Linked DNA regions of Mus musculus: region 2 is linked to region 1. The links are chromatin loops, found by intact Hi-C in ENCODE. Cell type or tissue: heart. All regions are shown on one strand.

What was found. Peaks named below come from ENCODE experiments on the same cell type or tissue, not always from the same donor. Only the 100,000 strongest peaks of a DNase experiment are listed, where the experiment ranks them.
Region 2: a loop joins it to region 1, with 2.3 times the contacts of the local background. A loop is called at or near these places in 9 of 42 quality-filtered maps.

What each region holds. Positions count from the first base shown.
Region 1 is chrX:11,625,919-11,633,918 of GRCm38, forward strand. No RefSeq gene overlaps it. Among named protein-coding and RNA genes, the nearest start is that of Gm34187, 96 kb to the left of the region's middle. In heart, a CTCF peak has its summit at 4,191 (motif pointing right); no DNase peak of the experiment used is centred here; H3K4me3 peaks cover 866 bases; H3K27ac peaks cover 719 bases; H3K27me3 peaks cover 709 bases.
Region 2 is chrX:12,064,369-12,072,368 of GRCm38, forward strand. The region is part of intron 1 of Bcor (BCL6 interacting corepressor); the gene reads right to left. Among named protein-coding and RNA genes, the nearest start is that of Bcor, 12 kb to the right of the region's middle. In heart, no CTCF peak of the experiment used is centred here; a DNase peak (open chromatin) is centred at 4,983; H3K4me3 peaks cover 1,327 bases; H3K27ac peaks cover 1,008 bases; H3K27me3 peaks cover 6,960 bases.

The DNA.
Region 1 (8,000 bases):
AAGGCTGACAGCTGGAGTTCAATCCCTAAGACCCACGTCCTGGAAGAAGCAAAGTCGTCCTTTGACTTCCACATTCGCTTCATGGTACTTGCCTATATCTGTGCACACGCATGTACATGCATCTAAAAATTTAATGATATAGAGATGAAGTCTATGTTCTGTAACCACTCCTACCTCCATGGATAGGATGCTGCACAACTGCCCTTGACACAAGTAATTACAGCTCTTAAGAGTCTGATGCAGGAAGATCTTGAGTGCTAGGCCAATCTGGGCTACGAAGAGATCCTGTCCCCAAAAAAAAAGAAAAAAAGAAAAAAAAGGTGGGGGGCACTAAAAGAAAAGGAAACTGACACTGTGTAACCTGACTCTGTCTGTCATCACTCATCCTTGGAACCCAATCACCATTTCAAGACGAAGCCTGGGCTACCAAAGAGGTCAGCTAAGTGCTCAGCTGGCAACTAGACTCAACTACTGGATGCTATGACTGCCGAGGCTTTCTAATGGCTCCAGCCCTCAGACTCTGAGCCTTCCCGGTGACACTCCAAGCACCCTAAAGCAGAGACAAGCCGTTTCTGCTGGGTTCTGTCTCCGTTGCCAGCGAGCAGAGTCTGCAAGGATTTTAATAAATGGTTTCAGGCTGCTAAGTTTGAAAGTAATTTGTCTTACAGTAGTACCTGAAACACCCAGAGTGTGGCCAGAAACAGTCGCACTTTATTGAAAGAGAGCACAGCTGCAATGCATGCTGGGGCAGGAGGTTGAGAACTGGGTTGGTTAATCTTCTTTGTCAACTTGACCGGATTTAGAATCACCATGGCAACACACCTCTGGGCGTGTTTGTGAAAGTGTTTTCAGAGAGGTTTAATTTGAATCGGGGGTGGGGGGTGTGTGGGGGGAGTGAGGGGGAGACCATCCTGAAGGTAGGTGGGTCCAGGACTGAGCAAAACAGAAAAAGTAAGCTGGACAACTGCACTCATCACACCCTGCTTCCTGTAGCACAGGGACCAATTTCGTTTTCCACCATCCACGACATCCCACCATGATGGTCTTGGACCCTCACGTCGTGGGAGAAAGTGAGCCTCTCCTTCCTTTACATCGCTTAATTCAGGTATCTTCTCACAGCAACAGGACAAAAAAAACAAAAAAACAAAAAACAAAAAAACAAAACAAAAAACAACAACAACAACAAACACTAATCATCAAAGGTGTGGAGCCATAAGCACTTGGCACCACCCTTCTGTGAATTCTAGCACAGCTCAGGAAACACCAGCTGAACTCACACTGTCAGCCAAGTGTCTGGCAGCTGCTCAGTAGATCTCCATTAGGTTTTTCTAGACTTATCAGTGTCTTGGAGAACTTTTCGGATGAAGAGTCAAATAAAACGCAAAGCTTTAAAAGTACCGAGTTTGACATTAAATAGGTGTTAAAATATGCATCGCCCCTATTACCTTTCAGCTCTGGAGAACTCCAATCACGACAATAATTAATATAATGGCTTGATTTATTGCTACTCCTCCTCTGGATTATATTTATTTGTTTTTTTTTTCTTTAATGCTGGAATCATGCAAACAGGCTGACTAAGGTAAAAGGCCGTGGGGGATGTTCTACCAGGAGCAGGGAGGGAGGGGACGAAACTAAAGATAGAAAGAGAAAAAAAAAAACACATGCAAATACAATTTATAAAATTAGCAACATACAGGGAAAGAGATTATCTGCATACTTGAAAAAATACACTGGCTCCAGGCAAGCTTAGGAATGAGGTCATGTAACAGTTTGAAAGAACCCAAAGGTTGAGTAGTGGTCAGAGGGTGCACTCAACTGGACTACCTTTCTTGTCCAGAACCTGCCAATGGTGCATAGAAAGAATACTAGTATTGGCCTTGAGAGCTTGGGTCACATGATGGGGAAATGGAAGGTGCCTACCCACCCATGTGCAGTCATCCACAAACACTCCCCGCCATGCACCAGAAGAAGGCACCCATTTGTCTACACAAAATACCTTTGGGTCAACCTACTGGCTGAGTCCCCTGGTGAAAGTGGAGCAGAGAAGCATGGCAAACGGGCCTTTCCCGGAGAAAGCAAATCCACAGAGGCAGGGGAGGAGAAATCATAAGTAGGAAGGAGAGAACTCTGAAATAGCTGATGTGTCCTGTCCCCACTGTATGCCTCTCCCCCCAGCATCCTTTTTTTTTATCTAGGGCAAGCATATGAAGGAGATTTTTGTAATCCCCAGATTACATACAAGATCATGGAAGCTGTACCTTTAATTTCTCAAGACCACAGAAAGTAGAAAACAAAATCAGATCTCAATTCCTAAGAATGTTTTGGGGGCCCTTCCTCACTTCGATCATAACCAGTACTACAAACAACTTAATATGTATGATGTGGCCTACCAGATTCCGAGGAGAGAGGCTAAGAGAGATAACTGGCTTTAAGTCACAACCTTTCAATCATAAACAACCCCCACCAAATTCTGCAGGCTCAGCCCAAAGAGTGTACTACAGGACACAGCACCTGGACAAGTAGGTCCATAGGAATGGGCCTAGCATAAGGAGGGGCAGACCCCTGAAGTGATGCACACAGATGAAAAACAAGCCTAAGTTGGGCCTGTGTGGATAGTAGGTCCAGGGATTCACAGCCTAATGAAGTAGATCATGAAAGCTCATTTGCTTGTTCAATAGCTCCTTCCATTCACTCAGGTCCACTTAGGGCAGAACCAAAAGAGAGCTGGGAGGGGGCCTTTTGGATTTCTCACCCAGCTTTCAAAGCCTGGGAAGATGGAGAGAACAGAGGTCTCAGGAGCCACCTTGGGAGGCAGGTGTGTCCCAGTGAGGCTAAGAGAGCACCAACAGCTGGATGAATATCCCCCATTAAACTATGGCCAGCCTGGCCAGCAGCATGGAACAGGCCTTTCTGACAGAGACGGTCATTCACAACTTCATTTGGTGAGAAAATAGCTAGCTGTGCCTAGCTGCCCAAGTGATGTCCCAGAGGCAGGGACAGCTCACTATAGGAAGCTATAGGAAGCTAGCCAAAGGACCCCACAAGAGAGTGCTTCTCAAATGATTTGTGGTGAAGGACCTGTTATTTCTTGTTAGGTTACTCCCCTCCCCGAAACTTTCACAGACAAATCTCTTGTGAAATACAACAACAAAAACAACAAAAAATGAACAACTATAGGACGGGGGATTCCATATTTTTAAACCCTAAGTTTTAATGGCCTTTGGAGTCAATAGGACATAGAATGGCTCTGACACATTGAAGTTCTAAAATGTCTTTTCTTGATTTCTGTGTTAGGTTGTCATTTACAGGGTAACAAGCTGCTGCCGAACCAGCCCAGGTCTACACAGTGTTGGAGAACCATTGCCATAGGTTAACATGGTTAGACAGAGCTTCCTAGGCCTAACCAGTTATCCAAAACAGGCAAGGATGTCACTGACATAGGACATCCCAGGTAAACAGGAATGTCTGACAGCCCTTTGTTGGGTGTCATAGTCTACAGATGTAGATGATTATCACATGTCTCCAAGGCACAGAGCTAGGACAGTAATAAAATCAGGCTCTCTTAAATGGGGAAGCCAAGACTCAGGGTAGGACTGGGTATTTGTCAAGTTTACAGGGAGGTTATGAACTAAGATCTTCCTTAATATCAGTGAGCTCCCCCACCAACTTCCTCATTCTAGTGAGGATGCCATCGTGTACATGAGTGTCCCCAAGGGACATGTTCTCCCTTCAGGGGCTCCTCTTCTCTGCAGTTGCTGACAATGTCTCTGGGCATCATTCGAATTCCTTGGAACTGCCTTTAACTGCCTTCTTCATCCTAGTTTTCCTGTAAAAAATAAGAGTTGGAACCTCTCCAAAAAGAGACCCAGGACCCCCAAGCGAGAGAACTCTCTGGTTAGCAACAAGAACCAACAAACCTATCTTGGATATTTCCTCCCACCGGCCAGTGACTTGTACCTTCTAGAATAGGGAAGGGTATCTGGGATCTGGACCCAAGTCCTCACAACATCCATGACTCACCATCTCACTCTGCTTCTCTTAACTCAGTCAGGACAAGGGGAGGGCTGTGCAACTCTCTTTCCCAGCCAAGGAAGTCACCTAGGAGCCAACACTGGGAACCAGACAGACCCACAAGCTCCTGGCCTGGCAGTTGCCAGCAACGGAAAATCCTGCTAGGGCCACTTCTGTCTCTGCCAGCAGATGTCACTGCAGTCTGACCTCAGGTTACCAAAAGGGCATCACTAATTTTGGCTTTGCAGCCCTAGAAAACCAGACACTAAGTTTCTTGGCCCTTTTGCTGTTTTCTTCTGGCTTGCTGACTGCAAAAAAGACCTGTTTTGTCCCTCTGTTTTACCATCTGTGAAATGGACATGTTCCCCTTCACTCCCTCTCTTCCCCAAAGAAAGAATTCAAGAGCTATGATATTCCAGAACTAATTAGTTCCTACCCTCCCCAGACGTCAGTTATTCCATCTATCAGAGTGCCCAGTGATAGTTCACTTGCGTTCCATCTACCAAAACAGGTAGCCAGAAACACCTCCACCTATTTCTGTTTCCATAGTAACAGAAGAGTTAAAAAAAAAAAGGAAGAAAAAGCCTCTAACAAAATAAGACACCTAAGAGGCATAAACAAAATATGTGATGGTGTGGGAGACTGTAAAGTTTTTATTGCCACCTGTTTGGAAGACCTGCATAATTCAATCCTGCTCCCGGCATTTGCGAGGGAAGCAATCACCCCAAACTTGTGGCAATAAAGCCTTTATAGCCCCCCATGCTGGCACACCCACTTTCGAGGTACAAAGCCCCAGTTTGATAAACTTCCGCTTCTTGTATTTGCATAATGGAAATGGACGAGATTTTCCACTCAGGCTTCTGGGAAGCTTAGCTGGAAGCCGTCCTGGAAGCAACTCCAGCCAAAGGACCTTGGGACTCGACAGGGATGCTGAGTCCCATTTCCCTGAACCTGAGACCAGGCAGGTTCTAGTTGAAGGTCATATGCCTCCTGAGTCCTAAGTCATAACTATCATTGCAGTGCTCCGTTAGAAAGCACGCTAAGTGAGAAAGCTTGTCCAGGGTTAAGTGTAGGAAAGAAAGGTCCTAACTCAAGTAGACATCCAACGCCCCTCACTGTCAGACACACACACACACACACACACACACACACACACACCCTCTGCTCACTTTCAGGTACCCTCTCCCTCAATCTGTTGGGGACAGGTCAGGTAGTCGTGGCTGTTCTAGATGCCTCTCCTTCTCGGCAGATTACTACAACCCTGCCAGGACTCAGTGGTAAAAGTTTGAACGTGTCTGCAGAGCTTAATCAAATGCTAATTCCGTGTGGTGAAAGAATTTGCTGGAATCTGCAAGGGAGCTCCTGGCAGCAAGAAAATGCGTTGATTCACTCCCAAATCTGCTTTGCCCAAGCCGGGTGCGATTTAGAGCGTAAGCTGTATTAAATCACAAAGTGCTGTGTGGATCATACAGCCATCCTTTGTGTCGTTAATGAAGGGAAAAACAGGGCTTTATTCTGAAGCTTTGTGTATAATCAGATGCCATGTTGTAAAGCTCTGGAAAACACACCAGAAATCATAATTGGGAGGAAATAAAAGGGTTAGTCCAAAACAGCGTATGCAAATAAGGAGGAAAAAGAAACTGCCCCCAAGATTTGTGCGTTTCAAGAATCAACTTTTAATTCATGCACAGGGAGATTACAGAAGGGGAGGAGCGGCCTTTAAAATAGTATGAAAAGCTAGTTTAGATGTAAATGAGAGATAATGGGCTTTCACCAGGAAATAAGCAAGGGGGCCAAGTTTGTGCCCAGGGCTGGGGGAGGGGAAGGCAGTTTGGCTTCTGGTTGTCCTCACTGTTGCAAACATACTCAGGGTTTACAGCACGGTAAGGAAGGCAAGGTTTCGTGCCATTGGCTGTGGTTAGCTGCAGTAGGAGGAAGAAAGGTCCAGCTTGCCTGTCGTAGCTCCGGAGGTTCTGGGATCTGGCTGAGTTGGGAAGGGGGTCTCGCGGTTGTTGTTTTAGCACAAAAATAGCCTCTGTGGTGTGATCATCTCAAGGTCGCCTAGGAAAGTGGTTGGGGTTTTGACGCCTGTCGCTGTACGTTCAGCCAGAGGAGAAGGAACGCTGCGCTGAGCCCTCCCCAGCCCTAATTCACTAATGATTTGCTTATTAGTTCGGATCAGGGAGCCGGTTTCTGGAGAGATGTGAATTGCCATTGATTTAATCCTCTTCCCAGCACGCGCTCCCGGCCTAGGGTGAGGCTGGGAGGAGAGAGGGGGGGTTGTCAGCTGGTTCAAGAGCAAGTTGCTGCTTCTCCTGTCTGGCTTTGTCTGTCTCCCCGACCATCTGCTTTCAGGCAGAGAGGAGCCCGTGGGTGGAGGAGCTAAGCCCAAGAGCTCAAAACCCGGACTCTAGACCTGTGTGTCTCCGGGTAACTGACAGCTGAGCTCAGACTTCTACAGCATGTGGGCAAGATATTGTGGTAACGTCTCATTAAACTAGAACGTTGGGGACAGCACAGTTCTCACACTGTCAGTATGTGTCCTCACTTAAGCCACCCACCAGCCTCTCAGGTAGATCGCCTCTACAATTTACAAGGGAAGAAGCTGAGCCTCAATGAAGTTAAGTTAGCCTGCCTAGGGTCACACAGGCAAAACAGTGGAGGGCCAAGGTGTGCAGCTTGTGGCCAGTGTCCTCCTGCTTCACCTAACATGAGCCATCTCATCTGTGTCTCTGTAAACTGCCATCAAGAGATTTCTTTTCCTCTCAGCAGGATCTGATAGCAGAGGCCTGTAATCTCCACTACTCAGGAGGTTGAGGCAGGAGGAGTTCAAGTTCGAGACCTGCCTGGACTATAGAGTGAACCCCTGAATTAAAAGAAATGAGAGGAGGTCTAAGAACAGAGCTCAGGACAGTACAGTGCTTGCTCAGCATAGTCCAGGCCTATGTTCAATTACCCCAAAAGGCAAGCACTTTTAGCCGTTGGGCTAATTTTGTTTGTTTATAGTGCTGAGGCTTGAACCCAGGGCTCTACTATTGAGCTGCTTCCCCAGCTCCTAAGTAGGTCATCTAATGATAATAGAGGGCATGTAATCTCCTACCTACTGCCCATGGGTCAAGGAAGAGAGATCTCTTAGTGAGCGGTGCCGTTTTTTGTTGTTGTTGTTGTTTTGTTTTGTTTTGTTTTGTTTTTCCAAATATGGCAAGGTGCTCAACCCACACCCACACCGAGGAGCCTAATTCATTATATGTCCCAGCTCCATGTCTTTGCCCAGACAGTTCCTTACACTTACCCACCCCCACCCTTCTCCAAACAGCATCCCCTTAGTTTAATCCTCCCGAAAACTGATCATAATTTTGTCCCCACTCAAACCTTCAACTCTTGAAGAGTTCCCCTTCCTAACCAGCATGGGGCTCTTCACGCTCACCTGAGGACCTGTGATTCCATTTCCCATCCTCCCTTCAAGCCTTCCACGTCTTTGCTCTTCCCCTTCTACAGCATCTTTTACATCTGCCAGTTGACTAATGAGTAAAACATGGGCCTTAAGGCCAAATTAATTTGTGGTTTCTTTGAAAATTGCTGGTAGATATCTTTTCAATCCCAGCAAGCCAGGCTTTTCCAGAGTTCATTCCAATCCAGAACACTAGGAGAGGACTAAGGAGAATGAGTTTCCAAACAGTGTCTATGGTAAACTAGTTCTCAAAGTCAGTACTAAAAGAATCCAGTCATTGGTTGCTAGTGTGTGCTCTGGTGCTGCTGTAGGCATCGAAGCCACTGAGATGAATGAGACAGAGGCTCTGCCTTTCTGTACAGAATACCCTTTGTGTGTGTGTGTTGGCGGGGGCAGGTTTGGAGACAGGGTTTCTATGTGTAGCCCTGGCTGTCCTAGAACTCGCTCCATAGACCAGGCTAGCTAGCCTGGAAGTCAGAGATATGCCTGCTTCTGCCTCCCAAGTGCTGGGAGTAAAGGCGTGGACTACCATGCCGGG
Region 2 (8,000 bases), 440 kb after region 1:
CCAAACCTCTGGGTGAAAAAACAAAGAGAGACCAAGCAGCAGAAGAGAAGAACATCTCAGCCCTTCCAGTTTCTAGAAAGTCCTAGTGAAGTAGCCGGGACTTTTTCTCTACCTCTAAAGCAAAGAGGTGACTTTGCTGACCCTTGGCTGTGGGAAATGGTGGCTGGAATACGGAGTGCCTCAAGGCACTTGGCTGCTATATATAAGGAAGAGGCTCATTCTTTGCCCCTTCTTCCACATGCAGGCTATGTTTGCCTCTAGAAGTGCCAAAATGTGGGACATCACTCATGAGAAAGCACTTTACAAGCAAGCACCGGCCTGTTCTGAGGGCAAGGTGCTAGCTTTAACCTTGCTCTGGATTTTAACCCTTTCTGCCAGCCATGGAGAGAAAACCAAGGATAAGAAAGGAAACGCAAAGAAAAGGTGGCTCAGAGGTGAGCCAGGCAGGGATGGCTGTCTGAGTCTTACGGAACAGGTCGATTGCTAAGTGCAGTATCTGCCTGCTGGAACCGAGGTCTGGGGGAACCTCTATGTGGCAAGCATGCATTGGTATGTGGCTGCAGTCCTTAGAACTTACTGTGTTTAACGGAGAGCCGGAGGACTCACCTGAACAGACTTGGTGAACAATCATTTGCTCCTGAGCCAAAGAGTGGCTAGAGTACCCATGCTTGGTTTGAGCAGGACCAAGATTAGGTGCTGTCCCTCCAACCCAGGCATCTCTAAAAAGGAGCCCAATTGCTTCATGTTCTGAAAAGACATCAGGTGACCCCCAAGGTGTACCTACTAACACCGTTTAGTCGATCCCTGCCAAGACAGCACATAGAGATGCAGAAGAGCATACTCTTTCCTTTTCTAAAAGGCAAGGTCTTTCTGTCGTGGCTAGCCTGGAACTCAAGAGATGGATGTGTCTCTGCTGGGCTTAAAGTCATATGCCACCGCAGCCCACTTACTTGTTTCTTCTTTAAGGACATTTAAGATCTCCCCCTGCAGACAACGGGGAGGAGGCAGTGAAGGCAGTAGCAACACTAGGCTCAACTGTCTGTTGTCCCCACTGCCACCCCATAGTGGCAGATCATCTTCCACTGCCACCGGTGACCCCTGCACCCACAATAGGAAAAATATTGCTTCCAGAGACTAGGAAGAGATGAAACCTCTCAAACACTGGCAGTCCCTTCTTTGGGATTAAGTTCTTTCCCTAGGCCCTTCTGGCCACCACCCTACGGGCAGTTATGTGGGCAGCAGCCAAAGATTGAACAGGTCCATCTGTAGCACTGCACCCACAATAGGAAGCTTAGGTGGCACATGGGTAGCCTGGTCCCAGTCAGTGTCCATTCTCTTTGGCTCTCACCCTCACCCACCCTGTGTCCCTGGGCAGGTGGCTGAATCTCTCCAACCTTGGTCCCCCTCTGTAAATATTTGGCCCTGTGTTTTCTAGAGACTTTGGCTGCACTCTGGACTTGAGTTTTGCCTGGCAATCGCTGGAGCCCGTTAACCCCATCCAACAGCATCTGACTCCACTAAACACGCTGTTCAGAATGGTGATGCGGTCTCCTATCTATCATGGGTGGGGAGCTGACGAGGGAGATACAGAGGGGCCAGACCAGGAGGGGGAAAACACAACTGATGTGGATTTCACCCAAGCCCAAAGCTAGCGCCAGCCCTTCCTGGGGTTGCTCCAAAAGCAGACTGAGTCACAGCAGCACCACGCTCTGGGTGTCAAGGAAGGGAGGGGAAAGACGTTCCTATTTTAGAATGTTGGGGGGAGGGCCTATGTGGGGGTGGGAAATGAAAAGAAAATGCTTTCCCGGATATGCAATGCAGGGCGGGTCCTCCTGGGCTGCTTTCCCAGATGAGCAAGGGACCCTCAAATTGCTCCCAGGTCCTGAGCCATTTAGCATCTATCTGAGGTGTGGGGTTAGAGGTGTGTGAGCCAGGCTGCCCAGGTGCACACTCCAAACCACAACCACTGGCTCTGTGGGTGTCGCCACCCACAACCCCAAATTTTACATTAGTAAAAGACTAAAGTCAGGGAGCAGGCGCGGAGGAGACGGACGATGGCCATGCTCACACAGACCTGACCTTCCCAGCATACAGAACCTTTCTAGTTTCTTCCTGAAGCTCCAGGGTCACGGCAGAGAGCCATCGGGATAGGGAATAAACTTGACCCTCAGTGGCAGCGGAGGGAGAAAGGAGGAGGGGCGGCCCCCTCTCCATGCCTCTGCAGAGCCTGATGTGAGGAGTCTGCAACAAAGGGATTGTCTTTCCCAGCACTCGCTCCCTGCTCAGAGCTCACTAGCCCCTTCTGCCCCTCCTTACAGCTCCCTGCCAAGGTCCCAGCAGGGAGAGGTAGCAGACCTGGCCAGAAACCCCCTCAGGCCTTCCAGAAACTGCCAGTTCTCCCCTTGGGCAGCCACCCTCCCCAAAGACCCTAGTTAACCCCTGGAACCCTGCGTTCTCACGGGAACTTCCAGAGTTCCGCTGCGGGAGCCTTCACTACTCCTTTGGTCTTCATCATCAAATTTCAAACAAAAATAAACTTTTGAGTGGGTTCAGGCGGAATTTGAGCCCTCAAGGGACATGCTCCCGAGCTTACCGGTAGAGTTAGGACTGCAAACCCTACCTTCACTTTGAGCTTCCTTCGGTCAGACTGTACCTCTGGACTCTCCCCTAAGCTGAGAGCTGAGTGTGGTGGTATACTGTAAAATAGGACAGGCACGGAGCCCTGGGTAGGGCAGACCCCAAGAGTCTACTAAAAGTGGGTTGCTGGGCATCCATCCTCTACCCGAGGCAGAATCCCAGCTATGGGGATCAGATTTACCACCGCTCCCAACCCAAGGACAGGGATGGCTATTTCCCCCTCCCTTCTACAGGAATGGCCAGAGACTCCCTTCCCTGCCTTTTGTTCTTTCCGATTACCTCAGGCTGCGCCAGATAAACTAGTCAGTGAACTATATCTGCATCCAAAGCGCACTGGGGTGAATTTGGAAGCAAGAGGTCCTTGAAAAGGAGGTGGACCCAGCACCAGCACCCAGAACTTAGGAAGAAAGCCAGCACTCCTTTTCACATCCCATCCCCCTCCACCACCACCCCGCCCCGCCCCGCCCCGCCCCCACCTAACACTTGATCCAGCCTAACAGAGTTCTGTCCCCCACTGGGGAATCCACACAACCTAGAGAGGAATCCTAAATAAATGGCCCATGTCAATCAAGGCCGTAGTAGTACTCGGCTAAGTAGTGGAGTACTTAGTTTCCACTAAGGCTTTGTATAAACTAAACACATTTGCTACAGAAAGTAACAAGTTATACAAAAGGCTATCCTTAGGAAACACAAAGAAACTTTTTAAGGAAGTAAGGCGCAACATGCAAGGGTCCTGAAATCTGCATGCACGCTTCTTGTAGACTGTGCAGAGCCTGGACGTCCTGGGAAGGCTGGGGGGCTGGGATGGGCAGGAGAGCCAGATTCATGGTCTTTACAAGGAACAATAAGAATTCCAGGTCTGCTACTCAGCCTTGGAACTCAAAGCACCCCAAAACAAAGCCATATAGATGGGGACCCACGAATTTTTGTGGCTGTTCAGAGCTTAATTACTCTTTCTTGATCCATGGGACTAGACACGACACCGCCAAGGTTAAAATGCCCCAACAGCGCCAAGCAGATGTGAGCGAGCTGGCAGACGCGCAAATGAGGCCTGCCTGAGAGCACGATACCAAGTGACTAATACATTGCATATCGTTGAAAGAAAATTATTTTTCTCTAATTTGCATTTGCTTGGGGGGAAAAAAAGCCAACAGAGTCCCTCCTTACAAGCATGAGTCTAATCCTGGAAATACAGCCCGGCTGCTTTAAGGGAGCTGGAAGGAAGGAAAGACTGCCAGTGTTTTGGCGTTACAGGCTTGTTTATCTTTCCGCCTTTCCTCCAAGGCGAAACTCGTTTTGCAAGCAACATTCCTACAGAAAATGGCACACGTCATAAAAAGAGACCAATTTATAGAACTGGCACCGAAGTTCATGTATCACTCCAGAAGCATCTCCCAGCTCCCCGAGGGGAATATGTAGAAAGAAGTCCTACCTGGGGGGTGGGGAGTTTCTAGACTCAGACAGCCTGTCGGCTGGCCACACAAGGGCCAAAGTAACCCAGAAGGAGGCTGTAGAATTAAGTCAGCCTGAAAAGGTTTTCCATAGCCCGGGAACAGCCTTTCTATATCCTGGGAAGGCTCCTTTCGACCTCGGGACTCCTGAGGAGTTGGGGTGACCCTTTCCTCCCAGCTTGCCCCAGGCCACCCAAGAGACTGACCCAAGTTCTAGACTATATCTATGCATCCTATGCGATGCATCACCAGGATTGGACAGAGTGCTGGTCCTCACCATCACCTTTCTCCTGCTCTCCTATCACAGCACCCTAGTGCCCAGCGGGTGGTGCCTCTTCTACCAGGCCTTTGGAGGCTGTAGCTGAAGGCCGGTGTGCTCTGCCAGGGGGAGCTTATGAGACCGTGTGGCTCCAAGTCAACCTGCACCCCTTTCCCGGAAAATGCAAACGCCTTTGGATCCTGAACCCACACACTTGCATTTCCACCCTGAAGAACAGTGGCCAGAACACAGCCGCGCCTCTCTCTAACTTATCTGAATAGAGCCATTGCAAAGGAAGAACAGCCTTCAGAGCCTGCGGGATCCCCAGAAGGCCTTCACTTAATTCTTCCCGACAAGCTTTATTTGGGGCTGCTGGTTGTTTTCCCGAATCTTGCAAACTCTGCCGCAAGCAGCTGAGGACCCAGGTTCATGGATCTTGGCCAAACCCCTCTAGACAGTGACACTCCGGGCCCCACCCCCACCTTCCCCAGGCCTTCTCCTGACACCTCGGTCTAACAAGATCCCTCAACCACAACATATAAACCCTCCCACACCCCTACCCCACCCTTTGGGCAGTCCTTAAGGTGCATGCTGGGGATGTGACTGGTGACGGGATGTGACCCAGCTTTCTCTCATCCGAAAGCGCCAGCCACAAAGTGGTGGCCACCTCTGCAGCTCCTCCACGGGGCCTGCCTGCATAGTGCGCGCTTTGTGTGAGTGCTGAGGAGGCGCAGCGCGGCTCGCGCGCCAACAGCTGTCACATTATTTGCACTCGCTGTAAACAGCCTTCACATTCCCCCCTTACCACATAGTTAAAGCCAGACTAACAATCCACAGTTAGAGATCAAACCAACAACAGCAGCATTGTGTCTGCCTTCGCCTTCGCACCAAGACCAGCAGCTGGCAGCTTTCTCCGGAACAAGGGACCCTGGCTCCCCCCCACACCCCACCCCTCCGGGCTCTATCCAAGGCCAGCCAAGGAAGCGTGCGTTTCTCGGTGCAGTTTGTTAAGCCCAAGAGCACCGCCATTTCGCAGTGATTTCGCTGTGGTTTATCAGCCCTCTCCCAGAGTTTGTGCCTCTGGTAGAGTCTGGAGGCGCTGGATGGGAAGAGATGGCTGCTCACGCTACTTGGCCACTGGACAAAGTGGGTAGGCTGGGGCTGTGATAGAGAGGCCTGCAGCCCCCCGAGGTTGTCACAGAGGCTGGACATGTCTGCAGTTCTGTGCAGGGCCACAGAGGTCCGCCTCTGGTCTTTCAGAAATTGCCCAACTCATTGAATACTTACTGGTCGCCCCACTGATCAAAATGTCTCCTTTATGCTTTTTGGTTAAGTTGAACATTTCCATAATCGTCATTATTAGCGCAAATTACACGCCTAATCGGTCCTTAAATAGATTTTAATTAAATAATCATACAAGGCTCATTTTATGACTTAAGAAAGGCATTACTTTTCGTTAGAAACTTTCCACCAGGATATAGAATAACGACAGACAAATACTCATTCTTTGAAGATCACTAATAACCAAGGGGCAGAGTAGCCAGGAGTAGACCCTGATTTACCTTCCACGTAGACTATGGGAGCAGACACATTCTAGAAGCCCAAAAACACTCCTAGGATAGGAAGGGAGCTCTCTCCTCAGTACTACTTTTGGCTCCTTGCTGGCCAGTAGAGATAGACTGCCTGTCCATCGGGAGATCTCTAGTGGGTTTGTAGACCACTTTCCCCCACCCCCACCCATCTTCCACCCAGGCACTGTGGAAAGCGGGCAGTCTGGGCTTGTTAAATGCTGTGTAAAATGCTGTTAATAAAATAATAAATACAAAGGAAGGAGACTGCTGGGTCCATGGATGTTTTGACTGGAAATGCCTTGGCACTTGTCATGTGTTTATGGGAGGGCAGACAACTCCAAGGATTTACATAGTTTGAACACTTTTGTACTTCATTTATCCTTTCCTAAAAATGACGTAGGTCTCAAGCTATTTCAAGTTTGCATTTGTACAGAACTGTGAAATGCCTAGGAGTTTCTCCAATTAAATCAAGTTTGTTTTTTTTTTTTTTTAAATCAGACTCAAAGCTGGAACACACTCTTGCCCGTCCGTCCGTCTCCACCCTCAGCCTCTCGGAGACTGGAGAAAACAAACAGACCCTCCAAAACAACCCTGGGTCCTCGAGCTCCGCACCTCTGCCCCCTCATGAGGGGGCCCCCTTCAAAGGTTACAGAGCCTTCAGATTCCAGGCAGCTGGGCTCCACGCTGCAGCCACCACCAGTCAGGAGCACCCTGCCCATATACTACCTCTAACTAGTGAGCTAAATCAGGGGGTGGGGTGGAGGTGTGGGGGGGGGTGCTGGCCTGGTAAAATCCACTGCTCCACTGTTCACAAACCAACGTCAGCAAAGGCCGCAAGGCTTTCTTCAGAGGGACCAGAGATTCATGCCTACTGAAGCTCTTTCAGCACAAAGGCTTTTAGGGAAAGAAGGGGGGGAGCTCCTGTTTCAGAGCAGGCATCCCCTGAGAGTCAAGAACCAAGTGTAGCTTCAATCAAAAGCTGACTTCCCCTCTGGGAGTCGAAGAGGGAACCTGATCACAGTAGCTTACTACCGGCCTGGATCCATACAGGTCTGGTTTTCTTCTCGTGCTAGTAATTTCTTTTAAATACATATCGATATAAAAGAAGCAGTCTCTGGCTGACTTTATTGAAAACCACAGTGAGCCTTCATAACATCCGGACCTAATCCCTATCACGCCACAGCACCTCTGGCTGCTGTAGCAGCCATTCCTGCACCTCTTCCAGCTAGGTCCTCTCCAGCAGCCCTGTCCCCTCCTCTGAAATAATGACTGGAAAACGTGCCAAATGGCACCTAGATACCAGTTCTGGAATCAATTCTGACCTATATAATGATCCCACTTAAGGGGGGGGGGGGATCCAAGTCGTTGCATATGGAATCCCTTAAAGGCATAAGGCAAAGAACTCTAAACAAAGAGAGGAGCCCCTATAGGCCCAACCAGAGGAATGTCCCTGGAGGGGGCAGCTAACCTGCATGCATCCTTGGTCCCTGGGACACTGCAGAGCTAAGGAGCAACTTATAGAAACATGACCAGTCATTCAGGGCAATTATTAACCCTCTGGGCCTACTATGTGCCAAACAGTGTCTTTGATCCTAAAGGTAGATAATTATTCCCAGTCATACAAATGAAGAAACATACAGAGGCTCAGAGGCCATAAATAACTTGCCCCCAAGGTCACACAGCTAGTAAAAATGGGCCATGGTCAAACTCAGTCCTGGAGTTGCAGGAGAGGAGCCAATTATTGGCCTAATTGTGTCACTTGAAATCCCCACTTTCACATATTGTCTTCACCTCAGGTAAGTGCAGAAGACATCTTAAGGCTTTGTGTGTCAACTGCAAGAGCCAGCACATGAAACTTAGGTAATTCATCCAGTAGGAAGCCAGAGCCCACTTTCCCCTAAACATCACTGCAATCTCTAAGGTCACTGAAATGGAGATTTCACAATCTCCCACTACATACTACAAATCTCTCACAATGAGATGCCCTGCTTGGAGGGCCAAACATCAGTAAGTAGTAGGTGGCCTGGACTCTCTGTTCTCAGGGGAAATGCTGACTTCTGGACTGGTCCTATGATTGAGATG